2 separate regions of the Homo sapiens genome follow, and region 1 is linked to region 2. Evidence: read pairs that join two places in POLR2A ChIA-PET (ENCODE). Cell type or tissue: Panc1. All regions are shown on one strand. Each heading gives the region's core, and the rest is flanking DNA. Links, peaks and the distances in the headings are about the cores only.

Evidence for each region. Peaks named below come from ENCODE experiments on the same cell type or tissue, not always from the same donor. Only the 100,000 strongest peaks of a DNase experiment are listed, where the experiment ranks them.
Region 1: POLR2A ChIA-PET joins it to region 2 with 9 read pairs; 2 of 35 experiments call an interaction of 5 or more read pairs at or near these places.

What each region holds. Positions count from the first base shown.
Region 1 is chr15:69,012,041-69,027,630 of GRCh38, reverse strand. It overlaps SPESP1-NOX5 (SPESP1-NOX5 readthrough), which reads right to left. Exons shown (of 17, transcript NR_033672.2): 3 at 980-1,103. It overlaps NOX5 (NADPH oxidase 5), which reads right to left and starts at 12,936. Exons shown (of 16, transcript NM_024505.4): 1 at 12,846-12,936; 2 at 980-1,103. The coding sequence starts at 12,895. It also overlaps the pseudogene LOC100422194. RefSeq lists enhancers at 1,075-1,575, 11,328-11,829. In Panc1, for the core only: no CTCF peak of the experiment used is centred there; no DNase peak of the experiment used is centred there; H3K27me3 peaks cover 492 bases.
Region 2 is chr15:69,067,344-69,082,933 of GRCh38, reverse strand. LOC124903515 (a long non-coding RNA gene) reads left to right here and starts at 8,715. Exons shown (of 2, transcript XR_007064692.1): 1 at 8,715-11,621; 2 at 12,693-14,265. It overlaps EWSAT1 (Ewing sarcoma associated transcript 1), which reads right to left and starts at 2,084. Exons shown (of 4, transcript NR_026949.1): 1 at 1,558-2,084. In Panc1, for the core only: a CTCF peak has its summit at 8,749; a DNase peak (open chromatin) is centred at 8,363; H3K4me3 peaks cover 1,387 bases; H3K27ac peaks cover 1,229 bases; H3K27me3 peaks cover 222 bases.

The DNA.
Region 1 (15,590 bases), core at 3,256-11,255, 55 kb after region 2:
AGACCCTGGGAGCACAGAAATTAAGAAGACAGGCTTGGATGATGGGTGTCCCAAAGATGCTGTGTCCTGGGATGCTCCCCTCAAGGCAGGGGGAGGACCCTGTGGAGCTCTAGTGTCTGACTTAATAAAACTATGAGGGGTTCACAAGTATGAGGTATAGGCCGAAGTCCGCTGTGGACTGACAAAACTGCCACCTTGCCTTGGCTTTCTTCTTCATCCCCAGGATCCCTGGGTAGTACCTTTATCACTCTCTACCATCCCGAATGCTCTTTGTCTTAAGATGTTTTACACCCTCCCATTTGGATGGGATTGTATCATTAGGGAGAATGGGATTTTTTCCTTCCCCATATTTGCTGTGAAAGGAGGCGTGGCGTTAGAGTTCTTAGTAGTATCCCCAGGACCAGCAGGGGAGGGTCCTTCTGATTCAAGCAGGGCATTCAGATGCTCATCGGCTAGTCCCTGTCAAGGACCAGGCCACTATTCAATGCCAGTCCCAAGGACAGCTAGGAGAGGCTGGCATTTCAGACTCAGTCCTCCCTTCCGTGCTGATGTCTCCTCTGTGTGTCAGGGCATGCAGGCTGTGTGGGGTGGGCAGGGTAGCTATGGAGTCTGGAGGACTGGGAACAGTGTGCCACAGCAGACAGGACTTTAATAGGTATAGACCATTGACAAGCTTATCTTGAGAGGAAGCTTAAGTCAGAGCATCAGCTCTGCCCATGAGCCTAGTGGAAATTGTGAGGTTAATCATATTGCTTAAGATTTGACAAGCTACTGACTTCCAACTTCATGTGTTGAAGACCCAGGAGGCCATGACTATTAAGAGGAATGGGAGGGTGCCATAAACATCCCGCCAGCCCGCTACAAGGTGGAGACCTCAGGAACCCCAGGGAGTTCCCTTTCCCTCCCTGTAAGGGCTATGCCCTGAGAACCAGGCCACATAACGATAAATGCAGGGCTTCCACCTTGGCCCAACACTTGCCTCTTTCACATGCAGAGCTGCTTTGAATTCTTGCAGGCTGATCTCCCCATCTTCTCCTGCAATGGTCTTAAACTGCTGAGTCACCCACCGGAGCCACCTGGCATCCTCCTCGGCACTCATGGTGCTGGGAGGCAAAGGAAACAGGTTTATGGGCTTGGGGTGGCCAAAGCCTTATGAGGTCTCATGGTGGTCCCAGGGCCTCTGCCTTGCTCTAACTAGGGCCCTGAGCCTCCCTGAGTTGAATCGGGTCAATCAGTTCTGGCTGTGGATTGGAGCTTCCCACAGCCGTTTCTCCTCCTCCCTATGCCTCAGTCTCTTCCTCTTATCCTGAGTTGGCTGGCCCAGGCTTGCTTCTCTTTAGGTTCTGAAATGACAGGGCCCGAGTGAGGTGGACCCACACTGTGGGGATCAGGTCAGAGAGTGGCATGCTGCGACTGCATTAATTAACATCATGACAATGACTTTCCATCTTGCCTTTACACAGATCTTTACTGCTTTCCAAATATTTCCCACCACCACTACTTCCTTTGGTCTCTCTGACAGCCTGGTGGGCCAGGACATTTTGCAGAGAAGAAATAGGCTCAGAGCAATTAGGTAACTTAGCTAAATGTATTCAGCAAGTTAGAGACAGAGTTCAAATTCAAGTCCAGTGTTTTTTTCCATTCTGCCCCAAAGCCTCCACCCTCTGCTTAAATGCTTGTGATACAAGATGGATCAAGCCAGGATTCAGCCCTCAGGTCTTAACTCTTCAGGCCCAGGTTGTCTTCTATGATGTCACCAGGGTATTGGCTGTCTAAAACCCTCACAGATGGGCTGTCTGTACTATGATCTAAACAGAGGTGAGTGATGAAATTAGGACACTTCCCTAGCATTAGGACCCAGGAAACCAAAATTGAGGCAGTGAGTGAGGAGTTACAGATTCTTGTTGCTGTAAATGACTCCCTGGGAGAATGGCCTTGTCTATAGCTCATGAGTGTAACATAACCCTAAATGACTTAGCTACAGTAATCCTCATTCTTTGTGGATTTTGTATTTGCAAACCTGCCTACTTCCTAAAATTGATGTGTAACCCCTGAATCAGTACTCACAGCCCATCCGTAGTCATCTGTGGACATGCACAGAGCAGTGGAAACTGAGTCACCCAATGGCTTGCTCCCCACTGAGGCTGAGCAAGGCGACGATGCCTGCCTTCTTGTTTCAGCTCTCAGACAGTGAGTGTCCTTTTCATGATCTATCTAGTACTACATTTTTCACATTTTTGTGCTTTTTGTTGGTGTTTTCACTGTTTAAAACGGCTCCCAACCATAATGTTGCGGTGCTCTCTAGCATTTCTAAGCGAGCAAAGGCTGTACTGTGCAGTATGGAGGAAATACGTGTTAGGAAAGCTTCATTCAGGAACAAGTGACAGTGCTGTTGGCCATGAGTTCAATGTCAACGAATCAACAATACATATTTTAAAGGTGTCTTTAAATAGAAACACACATAAAACAAGGCAACTTATTGATCGTTTGACAAAAATATTGTGCCCTGAGGCTCACATGAGCCTAACTCTATATTTCCTTCTAAGAACAATGGTTCTGAATTCGCTAATTCAGCGTTTGCAGTGACTTTATAGAACATAAATGAGAATTGATTTTATTTTTAAAGACTAAATAAATATTAAAAATAAATGTAATAGTTTTCACATAAGCAACTAGACAAAGAATGAAATACATATCACACACATGTAAGTACATACTACTAAATATAAAGTCAGAAATTAAGGTATTAGAAAACCAAAAAAAGTCAAAATGATACATTTATTTCAATTATGGAAATGGTTTTACAGATGTATGCATATAATACTTCTCCCTTATCTGTGGGGGGATACTTTTTAAGCCCCTTAGTGGATGCCTGAAACTGCAAATAGTAGCAAACCCTATATAGACTATGTGTTTCCTATATAATACATACTTATGATAAAGTTTAATTTGTAAATTAGCTACAGTAAGAAATTAACAATAACTAGTAATAAAATAGAACAATTATAACAATATATAACAATATACTGTAATACAAGTTAAGTAAATGTGGTCTCTCTGAAAATATGTGGTTTTACTGTACTAACCCTTCTTCTTCTTGAGATCTGTGGATCTGATAACCGAGACAGCGACTAAGTGACTGAGGGATGGGCAGCGTGTATAGTGTGGATTCACTGAACCAAGGTGGGACAGAGCAGAAAGGCTCAAGATTTCATCAGGCTACTCAGAATGGCTGCAATTTAAAACCTATGAACTGTTGATTCTAGAATTTTTCATTGGGTATTTTTGACCTTGGTTGACCATGGGCAACAAACCATAGAAAGTGAAACCATGTGTAACAGGGCTGTACTGTCTCTCGACACTCATCAAATTATTCTTTTCCTTTTTATTTTTTAAAAATTATGGTCTCATTTTTTATGTGAGGACACATCATAGTAAATTAAAGGGAAATGTAAGAATATTTTAAAAGAAATAACAATTTTAGGTAGGCAAATCAGGAAGATAACCATACAAGCCACGGTTATATGATTCTTCCACAAGCCCCAGGGTAAGACATTGATGGCTGGTTTATCAAATATTCCTTGCCAGTACATATTGGGGAGCCACAGTATTGTTTACTATTTCACGGAGTCCTGGGCAGAAGTTTTGTTCCAAAAATTCGTTAGGCAGCAAAGCTGTAAAACTGGAATGCTGAAGTACTTAAACCATAACAGCCAAGATGCAATGGTTGCGAGATTTACTAATAGACCTGAAAAAACCATTATAAATACAAAAGAGATGGTCAGGAGAAGCATTGCTATGGAAACCACACTGACCTGCTGCTATGGCCAGTGCTAAATAAGTCACCATCATGAGGGAAAACATCATGATGATGAAGGTGTCCACCTTTGTCTTTAATCCTAACAAGATTAGGATTATTATACAGCATTATTTTTATAATGCACGTATTATTATAGAGGTAAATATAATGCTTGGTAACATCTTCCTGGTAGTAAATTAGATAACAGTTTTCCAAAGAAATAAGATGACACTCTGTAGTATCCACTAATATATTTGTGTATAAAGATCTTCTCTAGCACAAAGAGCTCTATGACCGACACACTGCTGAAACACCAGCTGGTGGTCAAGAAGACAACCCTGGCTCTATTCGGGATTTCAGTAGAATCATTTTTTAGCCCAAAGTAAATGGCACCTATAATCAGCCTCAGTATGGTTGTGACAATTACCTGAGCTATAGAGGCCTGGGATTTACCCAGCAGGTTTTTGAATAAATGCATGGAAACCCATCTGAGAGAATGAAGTGGCATTAGGTGATCTTGAAAGCTGAGATCCTCTTCTTTTTCTTACCCTCTGAGAGTTGATCTAATTCAGCTTTTGTTTCTCTGTTGAAGGAGGAGTTGACATAAAACTCAGCTAATTTTTCTGTGAGTGACTTATCTCTCTTAGCGGTCTCTACAGTCTCCGTGGCTTCAGTCTTCTTCCTCTCTGTTTAATACCACAGCAGTGAATCTCCATTAATGACACCCAGGAAGAAGTCTGCAGGGTTATTATTGAACTCACAGTGGTAACCAGTTGATGCAAAGTACCCCAAGCCCTCTTAAGCAGGCCCATGGAACATTCCTCTTTGTGAGGCCATTAAGGTGAGGCTATCAAACAACTTGAAGATGGAATACCAAGGCTGGTGAATGGGAAGAAGATGATTGTTCGTCCCTACTTAGACATCCTTTTCAGGAGCAAAAAGGTCAGCATTTGCTGTGCTTGAGTCCAGTCCAGTTGTGGGCTCATCCAGGAACAAGATGAGAGGATCAGTAATAGGCTCCATTCCTATATTAGTCCTGTTTCTTTTTCCTTCTGACACACTGCAGATGAATTGAATTCTAACCTTGAAATCTGCTGCTTTATCCAGACCTAACTCTTGAATGACCATATTTATCTATTCATTTTTTTTTCACAATTCATCACAGTTGTTGGAAGCTGAAGAGCTTCTGAGAACTGTAAATGTTCTCTCACTGTTGGGGTACTCATCATGACATCATCCTGTACCATGTAACCTGAATTACATTTGAAATTGGCAGGTTGAGGTGCTGTGTTTATCAGAACATCTCCAGATAATACATGTGGGTCTTTCCTTGAAACTAAGACATCTAATAATGCCTCCACTTGCGGGTCCCAGAATGGCATTGAGGCCAGGTTTCACGATCCCATTGATATTCAATTGTATTTCTTTCTCAACTGGTTTTTGACCATGTAGAAAGCTGCTCTTCACTTTTTCTTGATAACAGATGTTATGAAAGCACAGCTCTTTCAGTAAATGCTTTCAGGTCTTTGAGGTCACCTTGGGTAAGCCATTGGTGTTTCCTTGTGACATTGGGATAAAAACTTCGACATTATTGGAAGACATCTGGAGAGTTTCTGCCTTTCTTTCCAGACACACACTCTCAGCGCAAATGGCTTTCACTATTTACTCACTCTGCTTAATAGCACTTGGGTTTAACCAAAGTTTCCAATCTCAGGATCCATGTGCTCAGAGGCAGAACACTGACAATCATTGATATAAATGTTGAGATGAGTCAGCTGGACCTTCCAAACAAACCCTAAAGAAGCAGCTTCCACTTAATAATGCCACCAAGCATGTGCACTGTGCTTTCTAAATCATGAAGAGCTTTCACAAATTCTCCCAGGCTCCTCTCTAGGCTGCCACCTTCCATGTCAAAATATCCATTTTAAATATGCAGATTATGGCACATCATTTATGCCTCAATATAGTGAAAAACAAGTTGGTTCTTTTAAAAAACTAAGAAGAAAAGCATGATTAAGGATAAAAGAGAGAATAAAACCCCCAAATATACATTAATACTGAGAAAGGCAATAGAATTACAGATAAGGAAAGGGCTACTGAAATACAAGAGTACTGTGTGCAAATGTTTGGTGGATTTAAGAGAAATGAATTAGCTCCCAAAGAAGGTAACAATCTGAATGGACCAATAATTATTTAAGAATTCAAAATGACAGTTAGGCTAGGTGCGGTGGCTCACACCTATAATCCCAGCACTTTGGGAGGCCAAGGCAGGTGGATCATGAGGTCAAGAGATTGAGACCATCCTGGCCAACATGGTGAAACCCCATCTCTACTAAAAATACAAAAATTAGCTGGGCGTGGTGGCACATGCCTGTAGTCCCAGCTACTGGGGAGGCTGAGGCAGGAGAATCACTTGAACCCAGGAGGCAGAGGTTGCAGTGAGTTGAGATCACAGATGCTGTCTCAAAAAAAAAAAAAAAAAGAATTCAAAAGGGCAGTTAAATGTCAACCATTGAAAATAATGTCAGGGCCAGCTTGTTTTTAGAGCTGAGTTCTATCTAATCTTCAAAGAATGATAAACCCAATGGTAAACCATCTTAGATCATAGAAAGAGATAGTAAGATTCCCAATTCATTTTACAAAGCAAGCTTTACCCAAATCCAATGAAAAGAGCATATGAAAAGGAAATTCTATACAAGTTTAACTTATACAAAGCTTTAACTAAAATATAACTGAATTAAATCTAGAAGGTCACTTTAAAAAAAAAACAAACCCAACCTTAGTTTAGTTAGTTAGAACCTAATTAGTTAGTTAGAACTTAGTTTAGTAATGTAAGGATGGTTCATTATTAAGACGCCTATCAACGTAATTTTTGATATCAACAAATTAAAGAAGAAAAATAGTTTTTATTATGTCAATAAATGCTAAGGAAGCACCTGATAAAGTTCAAAATTCATTCTTAATTAAAACTATAAGAAAAATGGGAGGAAATTACCTAGTTTACAAACTAGTAATTTTCTCTCTTGTTCTATGATATTTGCAATGTTTATTTAGTTTCTCTAGTTTAATGCATTAAATTCAATCTCCAAATACTAGGTATTAGTGATGGCTAGTTTCTGGGCTCAAGGGAAACAGACCAAAATCAATGATCTATATCTATCTATATTTATATGCATATAAAAATTGATATCTATATATATATATTCATATTTATTTACATCTTTACCATCTATCTTATTAGCCAAAGCAGTTACAAATGGAAATTTTAAAAAATTGTATTTATAATTGTTATTAAAAGTTGGATAATTAAATAAATGCTTTTGGCAAAATGTCTACACAGAATAAAATAATTAGATAACTACAGTATACTATTTTATTTACATTTTCTGATCAAATTATAAATGCCTAAATGTAAAAATAAATAAAATAATGAGAATTAGCAGAAATTATAGGAAATTTGTATCATCTTTAAGTAGGGGCACAAGATAGGGATCCCAAAAACATTAAGGAAAATGATCTGTAGATCTGCATATGTAAAAATTAATTTCTGCATGACAGAAGACAACAAATTCAAAAGGCAATAGGCTGAAGGAAAATATTTGCAATAAGCATGATGGAATGGTCACACCTGTTATAAAATAACAACAACTAAAAGGGCAACAATAACAGTAAATGCTTTTATTAGGTATTGATAAATTGCAGCTGTGTTAGTGTTCTTTTAACATAGAAGTCCTATAGGTTTGACAGAAGCAAAAACAAACAAACAGAAACCAGCAATGGAAAGTAGCAAAAGATATAAAAGGACAATTCATAAGAGAGAACTTATATTGGTTGATAAACATTTGAAAAGATGTTCAATTCACTTCTCATGCCTGGGGAAATGGGATTTATAACAATTATATCTTTTGTAGTTGGGGGAAGTGGTATCAGAATGCCAAAAATCAAAAGATTGGTAATATCCAATATAAACAGTGCTGGTGAGAACATGAATTGTACTATCTTTCAGGCAATTCAATTTTTAGGAATGTATCCTACAAAAATAAAAGTGTTACTGCATAATGGCCCATATCCATCATCCACCACTGTGTACTAGATTGCCATTCAAAACAGCTAAGCCCGCCCACGTTATCTATAATAGGTGTGAATTGATTTGAATAAATACAGTAGCACTGTGTGGAAGGGAATCATCAGGCTGTCAGCACTGGTCCTTAAAGAGGCAGGACTGGAGGGGAGAAAGAGGATTTCAGTTCTGTATTGCTTTACGCCTCAGTATGATTGATCTGATGGTATCCATGAGCATACACCATTCTTGTGATAATCTTTGAAAACTCTTCATTTTGAGATAATTATGGATTCACATACAGGTATGAGCCATAATGTAGAGATTTCTTTATTCCGTTTCTCCCAATTGTAATATCTCACAAAATTGTAGTACAATATCACAAAGAGGATACTGACATTGATAGAGTCAAGATACAGAACTTTCCACCACAAGACTCTCTCAAGTTGCCGGTTCACAGCCACACCTACATCCCTCCCTGCCCCCTTCCATGGCAGGTGGGCAGTGGGCAAAGTCCTGACTCTCCACTGGGCCTCCTCTGACCATCCCAGTCGGGAGGAGGAGGGAGTACCTCGTTACTGCCGGGTATGACAATTAAAAAGCAAGCAAGGCCGGGGGTGGTGGCTCATGCCTGTAATCCTAATACACTGGGAGGCTGAGGCAGGAGGACTGCTTGAGTTAAGGAGTTTGAGACCAGCCTGCGCAACATAGTGAAACCTCATCTCTACAAAAATTTAAAAAATTAGCCAGGCATGATAGCATGCACCTGTGATCCCAGCTACTCTAGCAGCTGAGGTGGGAGGATGGCTTGAGCCTAGAAGGTCGAAGCTAAAGTGAACTTTAATCACACCATTGCACTCCAGCCTGGGCAACAGAGAACCCATCCCTTATAACATAATAAAATATAAAATAGAATAGAATAGAGCAAACAAAAAATCCCTCTCCATCCCCTGACCTTTAATCCTGTGCCATCAGTGAGCTCTGGCCCGGGATGTGGCTCCCCAGGGCAGCTTCTCCAAAAGGTGATATCAAGGGTGTTACTGGCCTCTTATCCCCCAGCAAATTAATACCTTAGTAAAACAAACATTTTACACGGCACAACCTCATCCCAGAACACACCTGTGAGGCAAGTGGCTCAACAGGTACAGCCCACTGATCAGATGAGAATCCGCCCTCTGAAGCACGGTTCCCAGCTTTGGGCGTCCAGTAACACAAAAGAGTCTTGTGGGGGTGGGGGTGGGGGTGGTCCTCACTTGGTGGGAGAGGTGCACTGTCAGCATCTCCCTAGGTTGTGTCCCAGCTAACTGTAATTCCCTATCAGAGCAGCGTTTTCTAGGTTAAAATAAGGGCTTATGGAGACCAAGCTTTCATCATTCAGGTAAAGCCTCCACGTAGCAGGCTTCAAAGACAACAGAGTGTAAATGTTTCTTATCAGACTTAAAGAGTCTGTTGCTGGCTCACACCAACTCCGCCAGCTGCCTCTCACCTGCCTGAGCAAGTACCCGGTCCCCAGGCCTGGCCCTGCAGCCTCCTTGCCCATTCTCCCTGCCAATCCCTAGGAATCCCACCTGCTGCTTGTTCCTCTTTCTCTGAAACCCAAATGGGAGTTGGAGTTTCCCTAGGATGCCTGAGCAACCGGCGCCTCTGGGGCTCCATGAGTGCGGTCCGGTCCATGGACCGCCCACAATTGCATCATCTCAAGAGTTGAAAGTGCACATTCTCTGCAGCCCCAGATCTTCAGGACCAGAAGCTCTGAGGTTTGGGCCCTGGGAGTGTGAATTCTAGCAAGCATTCTCAGAGCCGCTGGTATTACTGAGTGAAAAGAAACCCTCAGACAGCACTTCCATGGTTTTCTAAAGTGCCTCGTGCCTGCTGGGTGATCCTGTGCCAGTTATTTGACCTCTGTTTCTCTGTTTGACCTCTTTATAGGCATGTGTCTTATGCTATATATGTGTGGCATGTATTTGAGTGTGTGTGTGTGTGTGTGTGTGTGTGTATAAAATATATCAACAAAGAGTCAAACTATAAAATACTTGAAGATACTTACTCTGAGCCAAATACGAGTGACCAATGGCCTGTGACACAGCCCTCAAGCTATCCTGAGAACATATACCCAAGGCTGTTGGGTCACAACTTGGTTTTGTACATTTTAGCAAGACATAAAACATCAATCAATACATGTAAGTTGTACATTGGTTCTGTCCGGAAAGGTGGGACAGCTGGAAGCAGGGGCTTCCGGGTCGTAGGTAGATTCAAAGATTTTTCTGATTGGCAATTGGTTAAAAGAATTAAGTTTTTGTCTAAAGACTTAGGAACGTCTGGCCGGCCGCAGTGGCTCATGCCTGTAATCCCAGTACTTTGGGGGGCCGAGGCAGATGGATCACTTGAGGTCAGGAGTTCGAGACCAGCCTGTTCAACATGGCAAAACCCCATTTCTACTAAAAATACAAAAATTAGCCTGGTGTGGTGGCATGCACCTGTAATCCCAACTACTTGGGAGGCTGAGGCATGAGAACTGCTTGAGCCCAGGAGGTGGAGGTTGTAGTGAGCCAAGATCACGCCACTGCACTCCAGCCTGGGTGACAGAGTGAGGCTCTGTCTCAGAAAATAAATAAATAAATAAATAAATAAATACTTAGAAATTTCTATGTTAAAATAAGGGGTTATGGAGACCAAGGTTTCGTCATTCAGGTAAAGCCTCCAGGTAGCAGGCTTCAAAGACAATAGAGTATAAATGTTTCTCATCAGACTTAAAGGGTCTGTTCTATCAGTAATCCCACAAGGGAGGAGAGTATAATGAGGCATGTCTGGTCCCTCCTTCCCATGATGGCCTGAACTAGTTTTTCAGGCTAACTTTGGAATGCCCTTTGCTGAGAGGAGGGGTCCATTCAGATGGCTGAGGGGATTAGATTTTTATTTTTGGTTTACAAATATATGTTTTAGTGTGTGTATGTATGTATGTATATATATATATGCATATGTCATATATGCTTTAGTGTGTGTGTGTATGTGTGTGTGTGCATGCATGCTTCAGTTTCCTCATTTATTAAAAGCGTTAGTGATAGCTCACCTTGCAGAGTTGTGACAGGGCATAGGATGTCTGTCTAGCACATGATGATTAGGTATGTACACCTTTCTCTTCTCTTTTTCATGCCTATTAACTCACGTCACTTTCCAAGTCAGCAAGTCCTAGATGGATTCCCATTTCCCACAGGGAGCACAGACAGATGTCCTCTCAGGGCCCCTGCATTGACTTGGGGCAGAGCCAGGCCTAAGTCCCAGGCTTCAGACTCCTCAGGTTCTTCTTGCGGACCACCTGTCTAGGTTCTCACTCTCTCCTCGCCTATAAATGTGTGGTCCTAGTAAGTCACTGGAGCTGCAGGCAGCAAGGAGGGTGCTCCAGGCAGCCCCTGCCAGAGGCCAGTCCAAAGCTCCCAGGGCCCAACTCACTGTGGAGGAGGGGGGTGAGATGAGGCATGGAGAGAACCTGTAGCTGGGAGTGTCAAGGGCCAGGGCAATGCCCCCACCCAGCCTCCCACTGAGATAGGCCAGCTCCTGCACGCTCCCAAGGCAGGGGCTCCAGGCCCTCCAGTGTGCCAGCCACTTTATTTAGTATATTGGCCCCTTCTGTCTTTGGTGCAGCCCAGTGAGGTAGGTATTATTACTATCCCTGTGTACCAGAAGCAGCCCACAGCTGGAAAAGAGGAAGAGAGCTTCGCATCAGACCTTCTCATCCCTCGTGGCTTCAACATCAGCCAAGGAGCCTCTTTTAAGAGCTTCCTAGGTTTTTTCACACCAGCCCCAGAGAACCACTGTCCTGGGCCCAGCCCCACACACTTCTCCCCACCCCCGACCCAACAATGACTCTGCTTCGACCTTCACTGATGGGCGTTCACTGCCTGTGCAGACTCCAAGCTTCGAGTGCCTGCTTCTCATGTCCCTGAGCTGAAGCCGCCTTCCCATCACTGCCCCCCCAAAGACATTCACACCTCCCACTGACTTATAGCCACCCTTTGGTGGTTTCAAGGCAGCCCTCCACGGCCCAAAAGAGCACTCACCTAATGACTAGTGGTTCCCAAACTGCAATATGTTCTTGCCAGAAACATGAGAGTTTGTAAAAATGTGCATTCTGACTCGCCAACCTTGGTGGGGAGGAGGCAGGAATCTGCACATTTCACCTGCACCCCGGATCTTGTGACCCACGCATGGGTGACCCACCCATGCACCTGGAGAAATGCTGCCCTAGGGGTTAAACAGCCTCCACTTTCTTCATCTCTCGGGACCCTCGGGAAGGCATTCCACAAAGCAGAGAGAATTCTGGAAAAAGGGCTGCATGCAAGTGCTAACGCAGGGAAGGCAGGGAGGAGGTATCTGCTGTTCACCTCCCACTTTTCAGAAACAAGATCAGTGTGGTGGGCCTGTGCAAGGGGAGAGGTAACTCTGGGAAGGGGCTGAGAAGAGACTGGGACAGCCAGAGTGATCTAGGTGGTGAGGGAATAGGGTGGGAAGGAAGGTAACACTGTAGGTAGCAGGAAGGAGCGGGAATCTTCAGATTTCAGAGCTCAAGGGGAACAATGTGCTCACCAGAGGCCAGAATTTACCCCAGGAGACCAGGATTTTAGGTCCAGCCTTGCTTTGCACCAGCTGAATGACCAGCCCACAAGCATCTCTCCAACAAAGGGCTATGAGGACCAAATGAGATGCTGTTTGGAAAAGTACAACTGGAAAGCATTGTACAAATGCTGGGTATTGCTATTACACTGACTTGGCCAGTTCTTTATTTTACAGATGAGAAAACAGACCCAGAGAGGGCTGGTGACTTATCCAAGATTGCCCAGCTTGCTAGTAGCAAGGCAAGAATAGAGCTCAGATCTTCTGATTTCTGCCCAAGGCAGACACAGTTACCTTTTGTAGATCCCACAAAGGCAAATAATCCCACCTTTCCCTTGTCCCTGGCATGGAAAGCTGGACAAATGAGCCACTCACCCTCTACAGCCTTCAGGGCCCGTCTGGGCTGGGTCTCCAGATGTGTTCATCTTCTCCTGTCTTCTAGATCACAGGTCCCAGAAAGACTGCTGTCCATTGAGCTGCCTGCACTGTGTAGCCACCCCCCTGACTCCTCCTCTTCCTGACTCCTAAAGACCTGCTCACACCCACAGTCCCTCATAAAACTGGTGGCTGAGTTGGTCTAGAAAAATCCCAACCAGGAAGCATGGAATGCAATGGGGCAAGAGTTTTATTAGGAAGGATGAGCTGTCTTCCATCTGGCCCAGTATCTTCTCTTTCCTTTCCTCAAAAATACTATGGTGAAGCTAGGTTATCTAGGAACATACTGTGAAAAAAATCACCAACAACTCCAGGCAGGCCCTGCTTATAAGTCAAGCAAGACTTCGCCAATAACAATAATATCAATTATCAACAAAAATGTTTAAGCACTTACTCTGAGCCATGCACTGTGCTAAGAACTTTGCACGTATTGCTCAGTTTAATTCGTAACACAGCCCTATCTGGTGGGTGTTGGCATCATTCTATTGATTAGGGAAGTGAAACAGAGAGGTGAAGTAATGTGTCCAGTGGGCTCAGCACAAATTTTACAACTACATTGGGCTGACTGTGGAGATTGTATAGTTAACCACCCATGGAGCTATACTCAGTCTCAACATATTGTGTACAACTATATTGAAACAGTCACCTGCAGAGGTTCCTAGCCCATAGAGCCTAGGGAAAAAAGTGGGACCTGCAAGCTATTTTGTTTTAAACTTAAGGGAAATTGTATAATTACTTAGGTAATACTGCTCTGCGATTAAAATTCAAAGTGTTTATACTTTTTGTTTTGCCTGGAAAGAGATCAGCTTTGGCTGATAACCCTGGCCATCTGGTGCAGATTGGGATGTCCTAGTGGTGATTTTAGATGTCTCTGGTTAATTTCCAAAATCAGGGAAATGATTAGTTATCATTATGGTTTTGTTTTAAAGCAGAGTGCTACAAGAAATTTCTCCCAGTATGTGGCTCATGGTGGGGGTACCCTAAAGGGATCCTTTGGTGCTGGCCATGTCAAGTCTTCTGAACCAGCAGGGGCTCACTGGAAGCCTCTTTGCTGTCACTCACATATTTTTCTACCCACAGATTCAGCCAGTTCTCATTTGTTTGGGGCCAGTCCCAAGACAAGTTCTACAGAATTTCAGTGATCTTTTGGTAATCTCTGGAAATGGGGTGCTCCCATGCCTGGAGAGCAGCAATTTTGGAGGCTACTTTGACTGTTTCAATAGTTTTCCTGGCAAAGTAAAGAGAGAAATACAAACACATTTCATTAAATCAGTTCAGGAATAATATGTAGGAAACAGAAAATTCTTTTGAGGAAATAAGCCAAGCAGTAAATATGAATTATACTTTCAAGTTATGGCCAGTTAAGGGAAAAAAGCAAGAATGAGAAGATGTGAGACAGAGCTGCCGGTACCCACTGTAATTGTAACTATCTGTGTGTGTCTCTTTCTGTCCCTCTGGACTGTGAGCCCCTAAAGGCAAGATCTGTGCCTCATTAGTTTTGAATCCCAGGAAACTAGCACAGTGCTCACTATATCATGGGCATTCCATGTATGTTTGTGGAATGAATAAACCTGCCTCAATTCAACAAATACTTAGGAAACACTATATCCAGGCCCTGATTGTATACACAGAGACAAGTAAGATAATCCAGCATGGTAAATGAAGATACAGAAGTGTGTTGTGAGACAGCATTGGGAAGGGAGAACCGAGGAGACTTCCCAGTGAAAGTGACTGATCTGTAGTGGGTTTTAGAACATGAGTAGGAGTTTGCCAGGTGGAAACGGAAAAGGACATTCTGGGCAGCTAGAAGATCGTGTAGAAAGGCATGAAATGAGAATGCATTCTGTGTCCTGGGAACTATAAGCAGTTCAGGTAATGACCTGGAGACGCACACATTTGAAAGCAGAACTGGAGCAGGGAGCAGGAGTCAGGTCATGACAAATTTGGCAGGAAGAGAGCTAAAGGCCTAGGATTACCTAGGAGCTAGGAAGCCAGTAAGCAATGCTAAGCAATGGAGCAACACATCAATACTTGCCAAAGTTCTGACAACAATCTAGTTCATATCCTAGTATCTGGACAAAATGCAAGTTTTTAAAGGGAAGTAATAAACATGAAAAAAAATTTTTTTTTTTTTTGAGACGAAGTCTCACTCTGTTGCCCAGGCTGGAGTGCAGTGGCATGATCTTGGCTTACTGCAACCTCCGTGTCCTGGACTCAAGTGATTTTCCTGCCTCAGCCTCCCTAGTAGCTGGGATTACAGGCATGCACCACCAGGCCCAGCCAATTTTTGTATTTTTAGTACAGGTGGGGTTTCACCATGTTGGGCAGACTGGTCTCGAACTCCTGACCTCAAGTGATACACCTGCTTCAGCCTCCCAAAGTGCTGGGACTACAGGTGTAAGCCACCGCACCTCGCCAGAAAATGTATTTTTAAAAGCGTCTTTTTTCTAACAAAACTTTTGGAAGGAGAGATTTTTTTCTCTCAATGACACTTTTTTATAATTACACAAATTATAAACATTAATTATTAGGCCAAGGTTTGTGGATCACTTGAGCTCAGGAATTCGAGACCAGCCTGGGCAACATGGCGAAAACCCATCTCCACCAAAAATACAAAAACATTAGCTGGGTGTGGTGGTGTGCACCTATAGTCCCAGCTACTCAGGAGGCTGAGATGGGAGGATC
Region 2 (15,590 bases), core at 3,822-11,821:
AAGAAAATACAACTACAGAAATAATATTTGGCCCACATAAGAAATTGATATTCCTCCTATTACTCTACTCATAACTCTATTTCCTGTGAGCAAACACTCTGACCTTATTAGCCCAAGAGAACATTTACATCCTCTCTGTCCAAGGTCAGATGACAAGATATCCTTTATTAACTTGACAAAACAGCATATTGTACTCAAGTTACCGACTCTTGTAATCACTCAGAAAGGAAATAGTGGTGGGTGTGGAATCCTGGGGAAGGCAGGGTAAGAAGTCTCTTTTCACTTGATCACATATTTTTAACGTACACGAAATTACAGTTTTTGTGTTTGTTTTTCACAATATCATAAGCACTGCCCCCCAAGTTTTTTTAAAACTCCCTAAAGACTCTATCTTATCTGAGCACGCTTGCAAATGAATTCATACTATTACATTGTAGAGCACAGCCGTGGTTCTGTGATTTTAGGAACAGAGGTCCTTACAGACCAGAAGACCTCATATTATTCTTGCTAAAATAAATCCTTAAGATTTCCCAATAGCTAGCTTAGTAATTGCTGGTAACTTTCCAAAGACATCACTGATAAGGAGCAGCTTCTGTTAGATGATTGGAAATATTGCCCTGGTTTTCAAAACTGTGTGTAGAAGGCACTGAGGCCAGGTTTGGCAGTAACCACATAAGCGGAGTCAAGAAACATATCCTAGGAGGAGACACAGTATCTGGGTCATTGTTTCCACAGCTGTCAGTCTATCCCAGGGAACAGAACTGAAGACATTTCATCCTGGACACAGGCAGGCAGCTGTGTTACTGCACAAGAGTGGACAGACGTGGAGCCAGCACATTCCTAACTTTGAATTCTGATCATCTCTGAGATTGTGTAGCCCTCAGTTCTCAACCCTGGTTGTACATTAAGGGGGGGAAAAAGCCAGTACTCAGGACTTATTACAGACTGATTAAAGAAAAGAATCTGAGTCTCCCCCCTCTGGAGAATCTGAGAGAGAAAGCTCTCTGTTCAATTTTCGTAGTTTGGATGACCTGGAAAGCCTCTATGGAGGCAGAGAGTGGGTTCTATGACCTCTGTTAGGTCCCCTTTCCCTCCCTGTGTTCCTTAGCCAGGACTTGGCAGGAAACCCTGGGATATCAACAGTTCCACAGAGCATTTTGCGCCCAGTTTTCTTGTTTTTATCTTGAGATCTCATCATCAGGGAGACTTGGAGAATAGGCCGGTAATTTTGAAACCACAACTTGGCTTCTGACTGCCTCAGGCCTTCTTGAAAGTTTCCACCAGCCAAGAGTTTCATCCAGATATCTGCAAGGGACCTTCAAGGGAACGGCTGGGAAGCTCATTGTCCCATTAGGACTCCCTATGACCTTCCCAGAGGGCCCAGCCACACAGATGCAGCCTGGAATGTGGCAGGAAGCTGCAGAACAGGCAGGAAGCCCAGCTCCACGTTACATCGCAAGCAGCCTCCAGCAGCCAGCCCTGAAATATCCCGTTTCTTCCTGATCCACCCCCACTCCCAAACACACATCTAACCAGCCAGTAAGATTCAGCAGTTACCTCTGAAACGCGTCTTGGATCTTCTGTCCTAACACCAACTCCCCAGCGCAGGAGCAATCTCCTAACTGGACTTCCAACCTCCAGTCTCTCCACCTCCAGCCCATTCTCCATGCCATGGCCAACATGATCTTACTAATCTAAGATCTTCTGGTTTGAAGATGGCATAAAGTTAGTAACCCTCCCTTCATTTTCTGGAAGTAATCCAAAAGCAAAAAGGACTTGAGCGATAAAAACACAAATTCCATTTTTAGTAAAAGTAGGAGACACCTAAACCACAAAATAGACGGAAGAGTTGCCAAAAGCAATAGAGCTTCAGCAGAGATGTTGCAGGAAGAAATAGAGCAAGGATGCTGTGCTGCAAAGTCTCTGGGACAGCCTGAAAAAGAATCCTCCAGAAGAGGAGGGGCACACCTGGATGCGGAATGCACAGAGCCCTTGTGTGCAGCAGCAGAAAACGGGTGCAGGTGCTGTGGCCTGAGCTCTGCTGGCTCAGGACTCAGACAAGCCATAGTTGTAGGAAATGGTCTGTTTCTGTGGCAACAGGGGAGGAGAGACTTTGCCTCGGGGAATCTTTGCCATTGGTTGGAAAGAATTCAAGGCTCAGTGAATTTACATCAACCCTGGGTCATAAGGAAAATTTAGCCAACCTGGAAGACAATCTTGGCCTCTCTCACACCTGAGGTCCACGGGGAAGAAAAAACATTACCTTCTTCAATAATGAGTAATATATACAAAGTTTTGACAAGAAACAAAGGAGGAAAAAAGAAAAAGCAAACAGCAAACAGCAGGTAAAGAAGATTCATCAAAAAACATTGTCATGGAGCAGATGACAATTTTAACGAGAAAATTAAGAAAACATAGCAAAGTAATTTCCCCCACAAAGAAAACACGCACATGAGAGATGAGGGAAGAGGTAATGAAACAGTGGGAGGAAATGAATCCTGAGCTGCCAGAGCTTGGGGAAGAAGTGAAAGAAAAAAAGAAAACTATCCAACCTTCACTCTTAAAAAATGAAGCCTCAAATCTGAAGCAGTAAAAGGGGAACACATACTGTGGAAACTCAATGAGAGATAGTGAGAGGAATAAGAAAAGGAGGCAAACTAAATGAAAATAAAGAATTAGAAAACAATAGGTACATTTGAAAGGCAAAGAAGAATTAATTTTATATGCATTAAATATGTCTGAAAGGGGCCGGGCATGGTGGCTCACGCCTGTATTCCCAGCACTTTGGGAGGCCGAGGCAGGCGGATCGCTAGAAGTCAGGAGTTCAAGACCAGCCTGGCCAACATGGTGAAACCCCGTCTCTATTAAAAATACAAAAATTAGCTGGCGCGCTGACACACACCTGTAGTCCCAGCTACGGGGAGGCTGAGGCAGGAAAATGACTTGAATCTGGGAGGTGGAGGTTGCAGTGAGCCGAAATCGCGCCACTGTACTCCAGCTTAGGAAACAGAGTGAGACTCCATCTCAAAGAAAAGGAAAACAAAATTCTGAAAGGGCACACAAGAAATTGATAGTATCAGTTGCTTTTAGGGAAGAAAATTGGGTTGGCCGTGAGGTAGGGTGGAAGGGGTGGAAGGAGGGCCAGGGTGGAAGGGAGATTTTTCACTTTTGTGTTTTTTAAAGTTTTGACTTGTATGAACATATTAGCTCATCAAAAACATTCAAATTAAGCAATACACACCCTGCCTCCAACACACACACACTTTCACAATCTGATTTTGTTACTGTCTGTTTAAAACCCTTCCATTGTTCTCATTTCTCTTAAGATAAAAAGCACATATCTAAAAATGGCTTATTAGTAGGGTGATCATATAATTTATTGTCCAACAGGGCACTTAAGATCAAAAAGATGCACTACAGATGTAAACTGGGACTAAGGCCATCTACTTATGAGGCAGGCCATGATCTGGCCCTTGTTTCCATCTCCAGCCTCATCTGTCACCTTCCAGCCCACAGGCTCTAACTGCAGTCTTACTGAGCTATAAGCAGCCACCCTCTTCCCTCCAGACCTCTCAGCACAAGCTGTCCCCTCTTCACAGTACTTTCCTTCTTCCAAGTCTCCCTACACCCTACACCCTACTCTTTGGCTTATTCTGTATATCCTTCGTGTCTGATTTACCTTACTTATTTAATCAGTTCTAAAATGCATGTTCTGGCCAGGCGCAGTAGCTCATGCCTGTAATTGCAGCATTTTGGTAGGTCAGAGTGGGAGGACTGCATGAGCCCAAGAGTTCGAGACTAGCCTGGGCAACATAGTGAGACATCGTCTTTACAAAAAGTTTAAAAAAAATTATGGTTGAGTGCAGTGGCTTATGTCTGTAATCCTAGCACTTTGGGAGGCTGAGGCAGGTGGATCGCTTGAGCTCAGGAGTTTGAGGCCAGCCCGGGCAACATGGCGAAACCCTGTCTCTACCAAAAAAAAAAAAAAAAAAATTAGCTGGGCGTGGTGGCATGTACCTGTAGTCCCAGCTACTAGGGAGGTTGAGATAAGAGGATTGCCTGAGCCTGGCAGGCAAAGGTTGCAGTGAGCTGAGATCGAGCCACTGCACTCCAGCCTGGGCAGCAACAGAATGAGACCTTGTCTCAACAACAACAAAAAAAAAAGTTAAAAAAAAAAATCCGGGCATGGTGGCTCATGCCTATAGTCCCATCTACTCAGGAGGTGGGAGGATCACTTGAGCCCACGAGGTTGAGGCCGCAGTGAGCTGAGATTGCACCACTACACTCCAGCCTGTGTGAGTGACAAAGACAGACCCTGTCTCTCAAAATAAATAAATAAAATAAAATGCACATTCCTCACCTCCCTACCACCCCGTTACATTTTCACATCTCTGAAATTAGAACAGATCTTGATAAAATCCACAACACGTCACGGTTCAATTGGCAGCATTTTTCTTAGTGGTGCATAAATTAATGATGCATCTTTTTTTTTTTTTTTTTTGAGACAGAGTCTCGCTCTGTTGCCCAGGCTGGAGTGCAGTGGCGCGATCTCAGCTCACTGCAACCTCTGCCTCCTGGGTTCACGCCATTCTCCTGCCTCAGCCTCCAGAGTAACCAGGACTACAGGTGCCCGCCACCACGCCCGGCTAATTTTTTGTATTTTTAGTACAGACGGGGTTTCACTGTGTTAGCCAGGATGGTCTCGATCTCCTGACCTCGTGATCCACCCGCCTTGGCCTCCCAAAGTTTTGGGATTACAGGCGTGAGCCACTGCGCCTGGCCAATGATGCATCTTACAACAGAAGGCATCTTGGGTTTGATGACCGGTGTTATCACACTGTACTGTAACTGCCTAGTTCCATAGCTAGCTTTCCACTTGCTGGGAAAGCTAGTCGTTGAGGGCAGGACTGTGTGTTATTTTTCATTGGGCTCCCACTGGCACTTACTGGAAAAATGGTAGTTCCACGATAAACATTTTCTGAATGTGCATGAATAAATGGATGCAGTTTCATCAACTTTTCTGAAAATACTTTGTATCTTTTTCTGCCTAGGCCCTACTTAACTGGTGACATAAAACTTACAATGAAGCAGAAAATTTCAGAAGAAAAATTTGTTTAAGGACAGGGGGTTTACTCTCAGACATTTCTGCACATTTTTCCCCGTCAACATTTCTGGTTTGCTCTGGGTCTTCAGATCTCCTGAAGACTCTCAATGACTGAATGAAGGCAATCAAGTTCCATATAGAAGAAATCTTTGTGTTTTTAAAAGCAGGACTTTAGATCTATAAAAGTGAAATAAAATTATTGTATACATTTGTATTTTCTTTCAAAGTTTCAATCTCACTCTTTTTTTTTTTTTTTTTGAGACAGAGTCTCACTCTGTCCCCCAGGCTGGAGTGCAGTGGCGCAATCTCGGCTCACTGCAAGCTCCGCCTCCCTGGTTCACGCCATTCTCCTGCCTCAGCCTCCCGAATAGCTGGGACTACAGGCGCCCGCCACCGCGCCCGGCTAATTTTTTGTATTTTTTAGTAGAGACAGGGTTTCACCGTGTTAGCCAGGATGGTCTCGATCTCCTGACCTCATGATCCACCCGCCTCGGCCTCCCAAAGTGCTGGGATTACAGGCTTGAGCCACTGCGCCCGGCCCTCAATCTCACTCTTAACTTGGTTCACAAAGCGGAAGTGACAAATACAAAACAGAAATTCATTTATTTATTCAACAAATATCTGCAGAATCCCCACCACTTGCTTGCATTCTTTTCCATACTGAGAACATCCCAGTGAATGAGACAAGGTCCTTTCCCTCTTGGAGCTTACAATCGAATGATGGTTGAGATACAATGATGTACATACAAATTAAAAACATAATATTTCAGAAGCTGTGACTGCAATGATGATATGTGAATATACCATTTTATTACACTTGTGGGTCCCCAGGCTTATCTGATCATAACAACTGCCAGGGAGCTTGTTCAAAATACAGATTCTTGGGCCCCTGCCAGCTCCACTGAATTAAGATCTACAGCAGAGAGGCTGGGGCAAAACTATTCTAGGGAGTGCTCCAGTAATTCTTGTGATCACCTAGGCTGTGTCAGAACTTTTGAACTTTGGCTGCAAGCTAGAATCACATGGAGAGCTGTGAAGATATGTGACACTGGATCCCTTTCCCATCACTTCTGATTTCACCCATCTGGGATGAGTCCTGCATCTGTATTTCAAAGCTCACCAGATGATGCTAGTGGGCAGCCAGGGTTGAGAATGGAGGGCTACACTGCCTCAGGGATGGTTGGAGGTCAGAATTAACAACTTGCTGCCCACTCCTGCTCAGGAATCAGGAATCAGGATCTTGTATGCAGCTGCTTGCCTGTGTCCAAGATTAAATGTCTTTAGCCTACACCCAGGGACAGATGGGCAGCTAACCCAGGTACTGTGTCTTCTGCGTCTGGCTTTATACCTTTGCCTTGGATGTAGCTCCTCCTTGGATGTGTTTCCTGTACAGAGCCAAGTCTGAGAGGTGACCCCTGCTGTAACATTTCAGCTGGGCCTGGCCTCAATACCCAGCTGTGATAACCTGATGCAACACTTCCACTCACCTAGCACAAGCCATTCTCTCTTAGCAGTTTCTTTGGAATGTCCTCAGTGTATAATTTCCATTAGTAACTTCATTTTGAAATCCCATCAAGCCTACCAGCTGCTATGCCAGGAACCCAAAATGCAAACACTCCAACAGTTCCCCTTTTAAGAAAAGAAGAAAATGTTTTCCTTTTTCAGCTCAAAAATTTCCAAAATCATTATGTCACTACACCTGGCCTCTGAGGGGAGAAGGAGAGGAAAACAAGAAGATGAAAACCCCAGAAAACCCTGGCGTGAGAAGCATTGTCATTCTCTTTTCCTACAACCAGCCCCTGAAGTCCCTACCACTCTAATACATTGTATCCTAACTGGGCACAATAGTAGTTTTTTTTTCCCCCCCAGAGGTAGTAGAGTGCTATGGAAAAAACTCAAGTTCAGGCCTTAGTTGGAGATGTGTGACTTCTGTAAGCCTCAGTTTCCCCATTTGTCAGTTTTGTTGTGAGGATTGGAGGAAGCATAACTAAAGCAGTAAGCATGACACCTGCACATAGTAGGTAGCTATGATTGTTATTGCATCCTCTCTGACTTTCGGTATTTTTCTCCTAGAGAAATGATTATGCTGGGATTTTTTTATGTCATTGCTCAATGAGCTGGAAAAGGCAGCCCTGCTGATTAGAATGCTGGTTTGCAGGAAACAGAGTGGTAGTGTTGACATTTGCAAAAAGCTTTCTTGCTAAACTTTAAACACTTGGCAGATCTAATCCTGCTGGCATTGCCTGTTAGTGATATTTCTATGGCTATAACGGACATGCCGATCAGACACCCAGGGAAAGGGCAGGATAATTGGTTTCCCTCAAGTTTCCAGCAAAGTTACGTGGACGCAAAGTCTATTTTAGCATGGAGGGAACTAATGTGTATTGAGTATTACCTGTCTAGCACATTTGGAGGTGCTCAATAAATGCTGAGAAGCTGAAACTGCATAGGCCAGAATGGACTATGCATTTTTATTCTGTGCTATGTGTTTTGCTATGGATAAATGGTTAATTTCAAATATTGATGTATTTTTTTGAGCAAAGGGTGTGTCAGTCCACATGCTAGGTTCTGGGACCATACCTGTAAGCAAAACAGAAAAGGTGTCTCTGCCTTCTGAGCCCTCAGCACAGAGAGGGTGACAGGGAAGAAACGGGAATATTCTCCTACTCTGTGTGCTAAGTCCTGTGATGGAGAAAGCACTGAAGGCATCTAACACAGCCTGGACTGAAAGCTAGGGAAGTGGAAATATATGCTGGCTCTGGAGGGCAATGGGAAACTCAGGGAAGGACTGAGCCTCGGAGGAACTGGAAACAGGTTAGCCGGCCGGTGCAGGAAGAGGAGAGAGGCAAGGTGAGGAGATCCCAACTGGTTTTGCAAACCTTACTGGATCTTCTGTTGGGCAGGCCAGTGTGCTGCAAGGCAAGGGCTTGTCGTTGCTATTAAAATAATTTCACAGAGGAAAATCGGCTTTTTGGTAAAGTTCCATTTAAAGTTGTTTTTTTTTTAATTACATTGATGGAGATAGTGGGTCTTATAATTTTAGGGCCTCCAAAGGTCTTAATCAGGCTCTGATGGTGAGCTCATTAGGGCAATGGGGAGTTATTGAAGCATTAGCAAGAGGGTGGCGAAAACGCCCTCCTTTCTCTTTGTCTCACCACGTTCCTGAGGACCTCTGTTCAGTAAGCGCAAACGGGCAGGCGTGGCTGCGGAGGTGGAGTCCATCCATTTCCTGGTTTTCTGCTCAGCCTGCGGGAAGGGCAGGGAAAGAGTTGGGGACTTGGTTGCTCCCTGGGCTTGGCACACCAGTTCAGCCTTGGCTTCGGGTCCAGGGTCCCCCACCCAAGCTCCCGTCTCTGGGGAAGCCCAGGCAGGGCGAGGACTAGCGCGGTGATCGGGAGGCTGGATCCTGGAGAGACAGGAGCCTGCTTTCCTGCCCCGAGCGGCCACGACCTCGTAGGGTTGCAAACCGAATCAATCCTCTCCGTGCCACCACCTCCAGTATCTTGTTTGTTCTCTGGACTCGATTCCTCCCTTTATGCAAAATCTGCTGGGACCTCCCGCGCCTGGAGACTCCCGGGGCGGCGTGCTGTCCCCACTGGGCGCGCAGCGCAGAGCGCCCCGGGCAGCGAGAGCGCTCCCTGCACCCAGCCCTGCTCCGGGCTCCCCACCGCGGCCCTTTTCTTAGGTTGTAGACACTCCCGCCCCTGCACGTTCCGAAAGCTGCACATCCAGCGGGAAAAGGCGAGAATGGGGTCGGGCAGTTCCCAACGTCCCCCTCCACAGCCCATCTCCGAGCACCCTAGGGGCAATGCCAAGCAAGCGAAAGACCACAGCGAGGCGGTTCCTCGCTGTTACTTTAAAACAAAGTGTGTGTTTTCTATGTTGGGATGTTAAGGAAAAACAAACAGGTAAAATAAGATGCTTGTAGTCACGACTCAGTGGGTAAAATGCTGTTTCTATTTATCTCCTCTTCCTTCCATCTCTGCTATCTGCCTGCCTCTCTCTCTTTTTATGATTTTCTTTGTTTTATCACACAGGGAATATGCAAATGCATTTTCATTGTAAGAAGTTGAAACAATGCAGGAGATTACAAAGTAAAATGTGAACACCATATTGCAACTCGCCACCCCCATTCCACTTTCCTCCACCCTGGTAAAACCACTGCCTGCCATTTGGTATGCGACATTCACTCCTATTCCACGCATTTACAAGTATGTGAAAGTACACATTCGGATATACACAAATATAACATTATTGCATATATGCACATATGTACATGCACACATAACTTTTTTGCAGTTTTATGTCATGGAGACCATACAGTAAGTGTTCTTCAGATTGTCATTTTCATGTACTAATATGTCTTAAGGAGCTGTCAATGACAGAACATACAGGTCTTTTACGCCATAGCTCTCTTTCTAATAGCTGCAAATTCCAAACTGTGGATTTCTCATGGATTATTTAACCTCCCATTATTTACATTTCTGGTGTTTCTTTTTTTAAATTTTTTATTTTCTTTCTCTTTTTTGTCATTACAAACAGGAAGCAATGATTATTGTATTAGTTATTTACTGCTGCCTAACACAATACTCCAAAAAGTAGTGGCTTAAAAGTATAATAAATATTTATAATCACTCACATTTTTTGCCAGTCAGGAATTCACAGCTTCTTGGGTGGGTGGTTTCTGGCTCAGTGTTTTGCATGGGCTTGCAGTCAAGATGTTGACTGAGGCGTCAGTCAAATGAGGCTTGACTAGGCCTGCAGGATCTATTTGCTCTCAGAGCTGGCAAGTGGATGTGGGCTGTTGGTGGCAGCCCTTAGTTTCTCACCCATGTGGGTCTCTCCACAAGGCTAATTGAGTGTCCTCACAACATGGTGGCTGTTTCCATCATAGCCAGTCATTCGAGAGAGCAAAGTAGAAGCATAGGGCCTTTTATGACCTAGCCTCCGAAGTCACACATTGTCACTTTGGCCACATTCTATTCATTAGGAGTAAGTCATTAAGTGTAGCCCTTTTGTGAAGGGAAGGGTATCAAAGAATTTGTGAACATATTTTAAAACCACTAGTATTACCCTTATACATAATCTTTGTGTAGTTGTGTGACTATTTCCTTAGAATACATTTCTAGAACTGGAATTGCTGGGTCTAGCAATATATGCACTTTTAACTTTGATAATTCCTCCTGTTTGTATTAGAAACTGTTCACTGTCCCCCTACTATCCATTTTCTCTTTTCTTCCTTTTAGCAATGAATCTCCTGAGTTTCAGGTGGGTATGAGTTGAGAATATATTTTCCACCCCCCTTGCTACTACATGGGGACGTGTAACTAAGTTATGACTGATGAGAAGCATTGTGTGCAATTTCTGAATCAGGTCCTTAAAATACGCTGTTTGTTGTACTTCTGCTTTCCCCAGGGAGAAATCTATTCAGAGAACAGATGTGGTAGTGGGAGTCAGCTTCCAGCAGGTGATGCAGGTAACACCCCTGGGGATGGTGGTACAATGTACAGAAAGAACCTGTGTCCTTGTATAACCTTGTGGAGCCGAGCCAGCCTTCTTTCCAGGACTTTCTACTAGCTTAGACTTTTGTATGAGAAAAAAATAAAATAAAGCTTTTATCTTGTTTCAGCCACTGTTACTTACTGATGATTTGCCTCCTCGAAAGCCTCCCCAACAATGTATGAGTATCCATTTCCTCCATCCTTGCCCACACTAGATATTATCAATCTTCAAAAAGCTATCAATCTGATGCCCCCCTAACTTATGACTTCATAATCTCCTTCACGTGCTATTGCTAGGGGCAGGGTGAAGGATATTGATATAAAATTCAAGAAAAAAACCTACCACAATCATATTAATAGAAAACACAAAGATATAATCTTGCTTTTGAGAAAGAAACTGCAATTTCAAAAGGACTCATACATCCCCCCATAGACTCTGCATGGATGCTGTGCCTTCCCTCAAAGGCATTACAGACTAACTGGGAAAAGGTATCTGGACATAGAAAACTAGCAGTACAGAGTGGAACAGTCTGGCTGGCTAATTCCTGGTACTGACCCAGGGAGATTGAGAAGGGAGCTGTGATGGAGGACATTTAGCCTCCCAAAGTCAGTGGTTCATGAATTTCGTATGCTATTCGGGTGAGAAGCAGGGAGAACGGAGTGGACTATCTGGGAGAAAGTTGTGGCAAATGCTAAGGGTACAGGCTCTGGAGTTAGACTGTCTACATTCATGTCCCATCCCTGCCACTTCACTCTGTTGGCACATACTTACTGAGTGCCTTCTGCAAGCAAGATACTATTGGTGAGGCTGGGCATTCCACGAGAAACTCTGCTGTAACTGGATCTTCCTTTCAGAGTGCTGAGACAGATGACGACAGGCTGGGCTTCAGTTCCCTCACCTGGAGAGTGATGAGAACACCAGCGCAAAATTCCAGGGCCATTGGGAAGATGGAATGAAATAGTACATGTAATGGCTCGCATCCATAGTGCCTGGAACATAACAAATGCTCGTAAAGGTAGGTGTTATCATTAAGAAAAGCCATGAAGGAGAAAGTCCCTAGAGCCCCCAAGGTTCCTTTCTGTGCCTTCACTGGTGACTCCCATAAACTTTGTTTTAATGCCCCCGATATAGTGTGGATATTTCTCCCCTCCAAATCTCATGTTGAAGTGTGATCCCAGTGTTGGAGGCGGGGGCTGGTGAGAAGTGTTAGGTCACGGGAGTGGGTCCCTCATAAATGGCTTGGTGCCCTCCCTGTGGTAATGAGTGAGTTTTTGCTCTATTAGTTAGAGTGAGATCTGATTGTATAAAAGAGCCTGGCACCTCTTCCTCCCTCTCTTGCTCCCTCTCCTGCCATGTGACCTGCCTACTCCCCCTTTGCCTTCTGCCATGAGTAAAAGCTTCCTGAGGCCTCACCAGAAGCCGAGCAGATGCCAGTGTCATGCTATCCAGCCTGCAGAACCATGAGCCAAATAAACCTCTTTTCTTTATAAACTACCCAGTCTCAGGTATTCCTTTATAGCAATGCAAAATGGACTAATACAACCCCCCCATAGAAAAACTCCTGCTTTCATAAAAGATATCAGTTCTTTCTCACTGAGGTGAAAATGATTGATGTAGTTTGATGCACTACTTCTGTTGCATTTACACTTTAGTGGAGAACATACTGTGTTTGGTTAAATCACAGGGACGAAAGTCTAATTATGAAATTTCAGGCATCAGCAAAGCTAAACCACAGGCATTTGGGCCAATTGAGGGTGCTTCACTGATGCTGCTGAAATAAACATTTTTAGGGAGCTGGCCCAGTCTTCTCTTCCCTTCCCTTCCCTTCCCTCTCTTCCAGTCCCTTCTTATCTCTCCTCTTCTGTCTCTGCTCCCCTGCCTCCCTTTTCTTTCTCTCCCTCCTCTTCCTCCTCTCCTCTGTCTCCTCTCTGTCTTTCCCTTGCTTAAATGGCTATCTAAGTCCCTGATGATTCAATGTGATTACGTTTCCATAGGCAGGTGTGTGTCTTGTTTAGTCACATTAAAAATAAATCACTTGGCCACACGCAGTCGATGCATCAATCTGTTACTTTCCTCTGCTTTCCAGGAACAGATTGCTCAAAAATCAGACGACTGTTGGGTGAAATGCGAGTGGGGAAAGGAGTGAGATGAAGGGAACAGAGCCCTTCCAAACTCGCCCTTCAGCCTTCCTACCCAATCAGAAAGGAAATCAGTCATGCCCACAATCCTGCCAATAACACAGTGTAGCGGCTGCATTCTTTGGACCAATGACAGTGAGCTGTAGAAGAAATCTCATTTGGAGAAGAGATGGGGGCTTGTGTTTACTGAACATCTACTACGAATCAGGCCCTGTGCTTTTTTTTGCATCTGTTCTCTTCTAAAGGGGAATCAGGATCCTGGCTGAGGGACCCTGGACTATTTCACCTTTCAGGATCTCAGTTTCTTTAGACCAAAAACACTAACTCTTATTTTTTTGTTGCACTTTTTTAAAAAAAATTAAACTTTAAGTTCTGGGGTACATGTGCAGAATGTGCAGGTTTGTTACATAGGTATACAAGTGCCATGGTGGTTTGCTGCACCCATCAACCCATCATCTACACTAGATATTTCAACTGATGCTATCCCTCCCCTAGCCCCCCAACCCCAAGACAGGCCCCAGTGTGTGATGTTCCCTTCCCTGTGTCCATGTGTTCTCATTGTTCAGCTCCCACTTATGAGTGAGAACATGTGGTGTTTGGTTTTCTGTTCTTGTGTTAATTTGCTGAGAAAGATGGTTTCCAGCTTCATCCATGTCCCTGCAAAGGACATGAACTCATCCTTTTTAATGGCTGCATAGTATTCCATGGTGCATATCTGCCACATTTTCTTTATCCAGTCTATCATTGATAGGCATAATTCCTATTCTTTAAAAAATTTTTTTTTGTAGAGATGGGGTCTTGGTATGTTTCCCAGGCTGGTCTCAAACTCCTGGGCTCAAGTGATCCTCCCACCTTGGCCTCCCAAAGTTCTGGGATTATAGGTATGAGCCACCACACTAATTCATATTCTAATAATTCTTTCTGGCATCAGGGACAAGTCTTGGGGTTATTCAGACCTAGCTCCACCCTTTTGGGTAAATTACTTATTATCTCTGAGCCTCAGTTTCTTCATCTCTAAAATGGGGATGGGAATCAAGATCAAATGAAAAAATGTATTTAAGACATCTTTTTAAAATGGACAGCTAATAGTGATGGTGTTTAATCTTTCCTTCATAATATGCACATTTTCACCCTCTTAGAGATTTTTTTATATTTTTTACAGGTTGGAATGGTGGTTTTCCAGGTGGTATGAGTATGTGTGAGTGTGAGTGTGTGTGTGTGTGTGTGTGTGTGTGTGTGTGTGTGTGTGTGTGTGTGTGTTCTTTTTATTCTTGATGAAAATAGTCTGAGGAAGAGACAGCTGAGGTTTTTTATAGTAATCTCGTCACTAATGACAACCAGACCCTGGCCTCCATAAATGCTACTGGGCATTCAGTCAAGGGGTAGCTAGTATCCCAAGATGTTCCCTAGCAAATCAGACCTCCCCTAGTGAATCACATCACCCTTGTGTGATCCCCTCCCACACTGAATCTGAGCTGGCCTGTGACTTGCTTTAACCAATAAAGTGTGTTGGAAGTGACACTAAGCTGTTTGTGGTCTAAGTTTTAAAAATCCTCAAATCTTATACTTTTGTGCTTTGGGGATCCTCAAGTCACTATGTAAGAAGTGTGGTCTCTCTGTGCTGGAGAGATCACATAGAACAAGTGGAGAAGGAGAGACCTTGAGAATATATGGATAGAGGAAGACAGGGAGGAAGGGAGGTCCAACTGTCCCAGCTTCACAACTGAGCCAGGCCTCCATCCACCCCCTCAAGGCACCAGCGAAGTGAGTGACTTATCCTGGATACTTCAGCCCAGTAGTCCCCAGATGACCGCAGCCCCAGCTGCTATCATGTGCAACAGAAGAACCACCCAGCTGATCCCAGTCAACCTTTGGACTCATGAGAGATGACAGAATGGTTGTCTTAAGCCATTCACTTTTGCATTGGTGTATTAAAAAGCAACAGATTATTGAAAAAGTCAGCAATATTTTTGAGCTTTCACTATGTACCAAATCATGGATTCTCATTAGGAGATATATAGAGGAACTGCCCGCAACTTCCCTCAGGAACTTAGTTTGGGCAAGAAGATTGTACAAAGGCAAGTATAAAGATTCTAGACATTTACTAATCCACACACACGTGTGTGTTTGGAAGTATGATGTAAACAGACTGTTTAGTGATGGGGTCATTAGGGTTCAGTTAGGGTCAGGAACACTCCTACAGGGAGAGAGTCTTGAGCTGGATTTTGAAGGAAAGGGCAGGTGCCAGTTCAGACAATGGCTGGGGTTGGAAATGGGGGGCATTGACAGCAACATAGCAATAAAATAGGAGCATGTGGAGTGGGAGCTGAGAAACTCAAGTTTGATATCAGCTGGACATAAAAATAATGGGTCTCAAAGGGGATCTTGCCAAGTCAGGTTCTAGGCCTGCAGCAGGGACCTCAGGAAAGCTGGTTATTTCATGATCTTCATTTTCTTCATTCCGTTTGGTAAAAACATAATTTGTGAATGGCAGCATAATCCCTTTATAAATGCCCCTGATTGTGGAGTCTCCTGGGGGAAACTTCCTCTTCAGCACCCATTGGAGGGGGCTCAGAAAGATGTGTTTAAGCTGTTTATAGAGGACCCTTTTAGGCCTCCCCCAAGGACAGCCCCCAAGGGGTGGGGGTTATAAGGGCCCCTCTGTGTGGCTGATGAGAAGCAGAGACATAAGCTAGGGAAGCACAGCCGAGACCAGAGCTAATTGGTTGGTAGTTGGCAGGTTAATGGCTCACATCAGGGATGATGCAAGGCTGTAGCCATATGGCAGGAATGACTTCAGGGTTTTCCTTTCTTTGCTTCTCTCCCTTCCTGGTCTTTGGTGGGGC